Regions from separate parts of the Homo sapiens genome. Here region 2 is linked to region 1. The links are chromatin contacts, found by Hi-C or POLR2A ChIA-PET in ENCODE. All regions are on one chromosome and are shown on one strand. The core of a region is the stretch at or near the end of the contact, and the rest is flanking DNA. Distances in the headings are between cores, read along the strand shown. Region 1 holds the start of RGS17 (regulator of G protein signaling 17). Region 2 holds the start of MTRF1L (mitochondrial translation release factor 1 like).

The links. Hi-C counts contacts between places; a loop is a spot of excess contacts on that map. ChIA-PET counts read pairs that join two places held with the same protein, here RNA polymerase II (POLR2A). Pooled maps may share reads with other maps.
Region 2: a loop to region 1 is called in a map of posterior cingulate gyrus, with 5 times the contacts of the local background. The contact joins the promoter of MTRF1L here to the promoter of RGS17 in region 1. A Hi-C loop is called at or near these places in 1 of 168 maps with a recorded cell type or tissue (posterior cingulate gyrus), 12 of 37 single-sample maps with no recorded cell type and 12 of 50 pooled maps. POLR2A ChIA-PET finds 5 or more read pairs at or near these places in 1 of 52 experiments (H1).

Annotation. Positions count from the first base shown.
Region 1 is chr6:153,129,304-153,133,616 of GRCh38, reverse strand. It overlaps RGS17 (regulator of G protein signaling 17), which reads left to right and starts at 2,335. Exons shown (of 5, transcript NM_012419.5): 1 at 2,335-2,493. RefSeq lists a silencer at 2,404-2,453.
Region 2 is chr6:153,000,857-153,005,169 of GRCh38, reverse strand. MTRF1L (mitochondrial translation release factor 1 like) reads left to right here and starts at 2,461. Exons shown (of 7, transcript NM_019041.7): 1 at 2,461-2,743. The coding sequence starts at 2,485. It overlaps RGS17 (regulator of G protein signaling 17), which reads left to right. Exons shown (of 5, transcript NM_012419.5): 5 at 1-711. RefSeq lists enhancers at 2,104-2,213, 1,304-2,304 and silencers at 2,534-2,643, 2,654-2,713.

The DNA.
Region 1 (4,313 bases), core at 1,086-3,585:
ACCTCCTTGCAAGCTGAGGGAGCCGGCTCTGGCCTTGGCCAGCCCAGAAAGGGGCTCCCACAGTGCAGCGGTGGGCTGAAGGGCTCCTCAAGTGCCGCCAAAGCGGGAGTCCAGGCAGAGGAGGCGCCCAGAGCGAGCGAGGGCTGTGAGGACTGCCGGCACGCTGTCACCTCTCATTAGGAGGGTGTTGTTCGGGGTTGTGGAGGATAGAAATGAGCAGACAGAATAGGGGCTTTTGTGGTTGCCCAGGTGAGAGATGACAATAGCTTGGACTAAGGTTATGGCAGTAGAGAGGGAGCAAAGTAGATACCTTGGAAATATATTTTGGAGGTGAAGAAAACATGACTAATTAATTGAGTGCGGGGATGAAAGAAAGCAACAAAACGAGGATGACTTCTAAATTTTTGGAATGAACAACAGAGTAGAACAATTTGAGGAGGAACAGGTTTGGAGGGGGTGGATATCCGGAGTTCCGCTTCTGAGATGCCTGTTAACCATGATAATAATAGTATCTACCTTGTAGGGTTGTTGTGAACAACGAATACGAAATATGAGGAGAATTTAGATCTGTACCTAGCATGTAGTAATTGTTCAATAAATACCAGCTACGACAATTATTCCTCAAGTGGAGATGTAAAGGTAGTGAAGGACATAAGAGTTCTGTGTGAGGCCAGGACAGGACTGAAGACATAAATCTGAAAGTTATATAGGATTCAACGCTGCTCAAATCATTTTTGGTGAAGAACTTTTATCTTTATCCACCGCGAATCAATACTGCAGTGGACTAGCCGTGTTTGTCTCTCCAAAATTCGTATGTTCGCATTCTAACCCTCAAGATGATGATATAAAGAGGTGGAACCCTTGGAAGGTGGTTAGGTCATGAGGGTGGAGCCCTCATGAATGGGACTAGTGTCCTTATAAAAGAGACCCCAGAGAGCTCCCTTGCTCACTTCCACCACGTGAAGACACAGCAAGGAGTCAGCAGTTCATGAGCTCGGAATTGGGCCCTCACCAAATAAGGTATCTGCCTACATCTTGATCTTGGACTTCCCAGTCTCCAGAACTGTAAGAAATCAGTTTCTGTTGTTTATAAGCCATCCAGTCTATGGTATTTTGTTATAGCAGCCTGGAAGACAAAGACAAATACTTCTGTGAAATCCAACAAAAATGAAGACACTTTGAAGAGCACTAGTACTCAAAGCCATGGGAGGCCCTGGAGGAGGCCCTGAGACATATTTAACCCAAGTACCCGTGAGTCTATGAGGATGGAGGCACAGGAGAGTTCAGTAGGCTGAAATAACACAACGCTTGCTTACATGAACACACAAGGAAGGGGAACTCACACAGATTTACAAGTAATCTGTTTTAATTAGGTGTAAGAAAAAAAAGCCCATTCACTCCTGCAGGAACTCCCTCCTCTTCCCACAGATGTGGTATCTGAAGAGCAAGACACTGCTTCTCCACTTCCTCCGCACAAACACTTTAGTCTAATCATTGGAGATGCAATCTAGCGCTCGGGTTGCATTAAGTATCCCAAGCTCCTTCCCTACCAAGCTGGGCTCCACTTGGGCACAGAACGATTATCAGACCTGGTAACTACCAAGCTGTCCCCTAAGGATGCTCTAGGCCCCAAGCATCAGCACCTCCGTTAATAATTCTCCACTCTTGCCTTGTCATCGGCTTTTCTCACTCAAAACTCTGCTCCAGCGAGTGGTCCGGGCGCCTGAGGCAGCTGGCATGGGCTAGGCCAGAGAGCACCTGCACTGATTCTTAGGAGAAAAGGTCCTCTTTCTGGGCGAGGAAGTCAATAAAGTAAAGGACGCTTCATAAAGTCCTTCGGGAAGCAAAACTTGCTTAACTTCACACTTCCTTGAACCCCCACGCAGGGAATGCTTCCTCCGGGACCCGGAGCAGGCAGGCTGCTGTGCCTGGCAGGCCGGCTCCTGGGTGCAAGGCTCCCGCGCAGCCCAGGACAGCAGCGCGCGGGCTACGGGCGAGTGGAGTTGCAGGGGCCCGGGCGGAGAGCCGCTGTCACCCAGGGAAGCTCTCGGGACTCCGGGCCTCCCGCGAAGCTCCGGACGGGCGTCACCGAAGCCGAGAGTCCCGGCCGAGCCCCTCCGCACGGTGGGCGCCGCGCCCAGGCGAGCGCGCGAGGTCGGGCGGGGCCGGGGGCCGCCCGGGGAGGGGGCGGGGCCGGGACTCTCGCGGCCGCGCGCAGGGGCTGGGAAGCTGCCCCTCCGGCCGCGCCGGGCGAGGGGCTGCGCCGGCCCGCGAGGCGCATGCGCGCTGCCGAGCGGCTCTCGCTCCCTCCCCGCCCACCGCTCCCTCCTCCCCCTCCCCCTCCTCTGCATCCTCGCCGCTCTCCCTCTCTCCTCGCCCGCTGGGTGCTGAAGTTGGGCGGATGGCAGCAAACCGGCTCCGCTAGAGGACCGAGCCGCCCAGCCCCGCTCCCCCGGACCCATCGGCGCGCTGCCCACACCTCCAGGCGACCGGGTAAGACGCTGCCTCCAAAACAAGCGGTGCTAAGTAAATGACATCAAAATGTCTGCTTTGCACCAATGGATGGATTTTTTTCAAGGTAGGGGGGAGGTGAAGGAAGGAGGGGGCGGAGAGCGCGACCGCCCATGCCCCGGCGGGGGCGGCTGCGCGGCGCTGGGGTCTCAGCTGTGGCCGCGGCGCCCTGAGCGGGAGCGGGGGCCGCGCCGCGGGTCCGGGAAGTTGAATCCCGCGTCGCTGCCTGGACGCGGTCCGCTCGCCGCCCTCAGCTGCTGCAGGGAACCGGGCGAGTGTCCTGCCCGCCGGGGAACGCTCGGCCAGGTCCCAGAGTTCCCGCGGAGAGCGGGGCGCCTGCTGGGGGCGGCCGGGAGGGCCGGGCCAGGGGCGCGGGAGACCCCGCGGGGACGCGAGGTGTTGCGGGTTTTGTGCGGTTGGTTGGGAACGAGGAGAATGTGCCATCAACAGTGTCCAATCGACTGATCACCTTGGGTGCTGTGTTTCCTCCCTTATCTCTCTTTACCTTTGGGAAAATGCACTGCTCAGGTGGGGAAGGTGTTCGAAGAAGAGGTTGCGAAAATGAATCCTTTGACCAGCAGTAAAATACCGGAGGGGTGTGTGTGTGTGTGTGTGTGTGTGTATGTGTATGTATGTATAGGGGGTGGGGGGTCTCTTTTGTTCCTTCCCCTCCCCTTAGTCAAAGGAAAGGGAGTCCTGGCGTGTGCGGCGCGGGGTGGATTCCACAGCCACCGAGGGGGCGAGGACGAGGAACGCCCACCAACCGCGAGTCGCTGCCCGGGTGGGCGCATCGGAGCCTCCTTTGCTGTAGGTGATGGTGGTCTTTCCGTGATCGATGGAATCATAGTTTAATCTCTGCCTCCCCGCCAGCCTCCCTGCTGTCCCTCATCGAGTGCTGCGGCAGAGGCTGGGTGCAGACACGGCCGCTTTCTCCTCTTCTCTCTGCCTCCCTGTCTCCCTGAATAAATGCCGGAGGACTAGGGGATGGCGGAGGGACAGAGCTGGACTCGGAAGCCGCGGGTGGGAGCTGCTCCTCGCGAGCCCGAGGCTGCTGGCACCTTGTCGCGGGCAGCCCGCGCCAGCCTCGGGAGTCCCTGGGCTCCGGGAGAGCGAGCCGGGGTCGCCTGGCCACAAAGATGCCCGCGCGCCCGCCCTGCGTACGGGACCCGCCCTGCGCCCTGAGCCCTGCGCCTCGCCCGGAGCCCGGGACGTCGGTTCACGTGGGAGAACCCCTGTCGCCCGGGGACGATTGACCCTGGCTCCTGGCATAACTCTCCTGACCTCCCCTGACCTTTCCATAAATGCTTCTTTCAAAAGATTCACTATAAGATTTGTCTGGAGAACTTCACACTCTTCAGAGTTATTTCTTTCTTTTCTTAAATTGTTTTACGGCGAGATTCTCTCCAGCGTGGGATGGCTTTCACAAATAATAAAGAGAAATCTTAGTTTGGTTCCCATCTAGAATAAGCAGTTCTGAGGCTGGGTGCCATCTGCATTTCCGGCGTTCATACATACTGGTTTTCCGGGTGATGAACCCTTCTGAAAATCATTTAATTGAAGACGTGAGAATTGATTTTTATTAGTGTAGTGGAAAATAATGCTTTCCTCCTCGATTCACAACTGCCAGACGCTGCGTGTACGAAATAATTTGCAAACCGTGAAACATTTAAAGTACATTGTACTTGTTTCCGAAGTCTTCTGTAGTGAGAGTATTATCCAAGAAATATGCATTATAGCACTCCTATCTAATGGAAGGGTGATTTAATACAAATGAATGAGAAGTTTGACCTCCTCCAGTTGTT
Region 2 (4,313 bases), core at 1,212-3,711, 130 kb after region 1:
TTTAAACTAACCATTTTGCTTATTGCATTTTTATATTGCCCTCCACTAATCAATGAACACTGAATATTGAAATAATGTAAAAGACCTATTTCCCGCTAGCTTTAACCGATTTGTCATAAACACCTTTCTTGTATATGATTTTTAAATGTTTGCTAAATATTAAAAAGAATTCAATGTGTTTGGTTTTGTAAAATTACATATCGAATGTGTATAATTTTTTACTACCATGTTCATCACACTTAATCTATATCCATATATTGTACTCCACCAATATTTATCAGTGGACAATAAAGAAGTTTTGAATGCATGAATGCAACTTAAGAGGCACCACACTTGGTTATTTTGCAATGCCAGAATAACGGTGGGTATTCACAAATTGAATAGATAATCCAGATTATGTTTCCTCCAATTTAAGTTTTTCTGGGTTTTTTTTTCCCCCTTCCTAGAATCAATTTTATCATTTTACCTATGTACAATAATATACTTCTGGAAAATGCTAGAATTTTCACCATGTAACAGAATTTGAGCATGACAGTAATGTAAAAATATTCAGAAGTCTCGAACTATAGGTTTGAGTTTTCAAAGTAAATCAAAATACAGCTGTTTTCATTTTACTAGATTGTGGAAACCTATGGATGTTATTGTAAAATGCATATGCATTACACTGACTTTCTTAAAATGTTTTGAATTAATAAAGAATTCAACAATGTATCCTTAGAAAGTTACTGTTTCCTCATTGGTATATAACACTATAGGAATAAAAGGTACACTTCTATGTGTTACTTAAATTGCTTATGCACTTGGGGGAAAATAAAATTCTGGCTAGATTCTTTACATTGTTCTATAAGGTTTTAATTATTAAAATGTTTCACCTTTTATAAATAATAAAATATATTGTTGAAATGACTTATGTTCTGAGAACTCAACTGAGAGATATACCATGTTGAGTTCAAGTGATTCTCACCATTTCCATGGTTAAGATAAATTCAAAGTTAAGTTCAGACTTGGGAAACAATTGTTCTAATAGAGATAAAAACATCCTGATCAGTCCTGTTCTATCCTCAGATCAGGATTAAAATAAAATGGGTTTCAACAGCAGAACGATTGTATAAAGTTGTGTAGCTTGAATACACAAAGTGAAAAGAACTGAGATAATTAGGTGGAGCCTTTAAGTAGCAAAAAACTATTTTTGCTTCCTGATGTTTGAAGAGTCATTTCATTCTTCCACTCACTCTGCATTTGTTATCGTGCTAAGAGATGAAAAGAGAGAGGCAATGCAAACGTTATTTTCTAAGAATGTTTATACTTAACAGTTTCGATTAGATGACCTAAGGATATTTTAACCTTGATAAGGGTTCCCATTTTTTACCATTTTATTTTTTATGAATAAATTAGAAGTTTCGTACTTCTAATATATCACCTCTCTCAACAGTGAAATACCACTTAGTAGACGCTGCCCAAACCAGTTAGGTAGTGGCAGTTCTCAGATTGAGCGTTTAGCCCTTGCATTCCCAGGACTGTCTTGGTTGTGTTTATTCCCTCATATTTATTTCTCCGTTGAGCTGTGAACAGGTCTTTTGAAAAGTGCAAAGCATTGTGCCAATAAATGTCGGTATTGCTGGCACCTATCCGCTACCAGTTCTTTGGAAAGGGATGAGGGTTGGACTCCTGGAGGCAGATATCTGAAGGCTTTGTTGGGCTGTAGGTTGCTGTAACACGGAATCACTCCACCTCTTTAAAAAGCTGACGATAAGTGGGACTAAGTGAAAATGAATGGGCAGGTGAATAATAAAGTCCTTTGAAAGCAAGTAAATGACGCGGCAGATGAAGGGCACGCACGTCTATTGTGCAAATTCATTCAGTGGTTATCTCATAATACACTTATCAAGTCCTTATTACCACGAACCTCACCCACCGTGGACAAGAGAAACATAAGCAGGAAAAAAGGAGGAGGAATAAACACACGCCTGTCCATAATAAAACTCGCTCTTGAAGACTCAGCGGCAGCCCTGCACCGGAGACTGACGACTTGCGCGGCTGTGACCTCCGCCCTGCAGCGGACCCTCGACTGCCCTGCACTGCGGCTCTGGAGGCCCCGACTCAGTGCATGGGAAAGAAATCCTCACTATCAGAAAACAGAGGGGCAATCTGCTGCTCTCCCTTTCCGGCCAAACACGTCACCCATCAACCGGATACCTACCAAGAGGCTTTCAGAGGAGGCGCCCAAGGTCTCCCAGGCCCGCCCCTCCCCAATCACGCTCCGCTCAGCCCCCTCAACTTTTGGCCTCCGGGAAGTTCGCAGCGTTCTCACGCTTGGCAGGAAGTTCCCGCCAAGGCTTCCGGAAAATCCTTTAAAAAGCAACGCTTGCGCTGGGCGGGGCTTGGTGCGCTCTCACCCTTATCTCCAAATTCTGGGTGTTGTCGCGAGGGCTGCTGTGTCCGGAACTTCCGGTTCCGGTCAGGGTCCGCGATCTCGGACTAAGGATGCGGTCCCGGGTTCTGTGGGGCGCTGCCCGGTGGCTCTGGCCCCGCCGGGCCGTTGGCCCAGCCCGCCGGCCCCTGAGCTCCGGTAGCCCGCCGCTGGAGGAGCTGTTCACCCGGGGCGGGCCCTTGCGGACCTTCCTCGAGCGCCAGGCGGGGTCTGAAGCCCATTTGAAGGTCAGGAGGCCCGAGTTGCTGGCGGTGATCAAACTGCTGAACGAGAAGGAGCGGGAGCTGCGGGAGACTGAGCACTTGCTGCACGGTAAGGGTCGGGCCCGGGGGAGAGGCGTCAGAGCACATTCTTGACTCTTCGTTTGACTTTTCCACTGCCCACACTACCCGAGTTTGAAACTCTTTACTCACTTGCAGCCGTTTTTATTTTGGATCAGAGGTCAGGACATCATTACGTGCTGTGATCCCATCCTCTCCTGTGGGCTCTCTTGTGCTCCTTTGCCACGGCGCTCTGCCGCCTTTTACATGCTTATTAGTTGTGGACTCGGGCAAGAGCTCATTAGCTCAGCAAGGATAAATAAGGCACTGTCCCTGTGATGGGCTCCACAGCGGTGTTTCTCAAAGTGTGGTGTGGAGACCCATTTGCAGTAGTATCAGGGCAGTGCTTGTTAATAGCAGACTTAGGACTCAGAATCTCAGACCTATACGTGGGTAAAGGTACTAAATTGGGAAATTCAGTATGGCCTAAGTATAGAATAGGTGGGAGATGATGTCATAGAAACATGAAGCCAGAAAAATAGTTAAGAACCTTGCAAGACAAAGAATTTGGATTTATTTTTTATAGACCATGGAAAGTTAGCAAATGTTTTTAAGCAGAGAATTCACGTCTTTGTAAAGAAAAGTTAATGGTGGCATGCGCTGAGGATAAATTGGAGTATTCTCCAGAAACGCTGGTGGCTGACAGGCCAGGGAGGAGGCAGTTGAAACAATCCAAAGAAGAAATGGTGATAGGCATAGTTCTGACTCACAAAACATTTTGAGAAACAAGTTAGGATTTAGTGGCTTATGCCCTGAGAAGGATGAGGGAGAGAGTTAGTTCTAAGAAAAGTCTTAGGTTTCTGGCTTCAGCACGAGTGGTACTGTTAATTAAGATGAAAGTATAAAAGTTGGACCGAATTTTTTAAAAAGATGAGTTTTGCATTGAATGCCATATTAAGTTAAAAATACCTGTGAAAAGGAATTCCAATAAAGATATCTGTACTAGTCTAGGAGAAAAAATTACTGACATAGGAGAAAAATTGAGCCCAAATAATCATATGAGAGCTCTCGAGATATACAGTACGTGGTAAATTAAACCTTAGAAGTAGATGAGAACACTCAGGGAAAATGTGTTAAGATAGAAACAAGTCTAACAAGGCCAGAAATACACAGTATTTGAGGAGCAGGCAGAGAAGAAGGCTATAAAAGGTCAAGAAAAAAACAGCCAGAGCTTTGTGACCCTGAAGTAGATAAATAAATGAAGCTGTAGAAGCCAATAGAAAATTTCAAGAAGTAAGAGATCCTTGGCCAGGCGTGGTGGCTCACGCCTCTAATTCCAGCACTTTGAGAGGCTCAGGTGGGCCGATCACTTGAGCCCAGGAGTTCGAGACCAGCCTGGGTAACATGGCAAAACCCTGTCTCTACAAACAATGCAAAATTAGCTGGGCATGGTGGTGCGTGCCTGTGGTCCCAGCTACTTGAGAGGCTGAGGTGGGAGAATCGCTTGAACCCGGGAGGTGGAGGTTGCAGTGAGCCAAGATGGTGCCACTGCATTCCAGCCTGGGTGACAGCGCAAGACCCTGCCTCAAAAAAAAAAAAAAAAAAAAAAAATCCGTAGTACC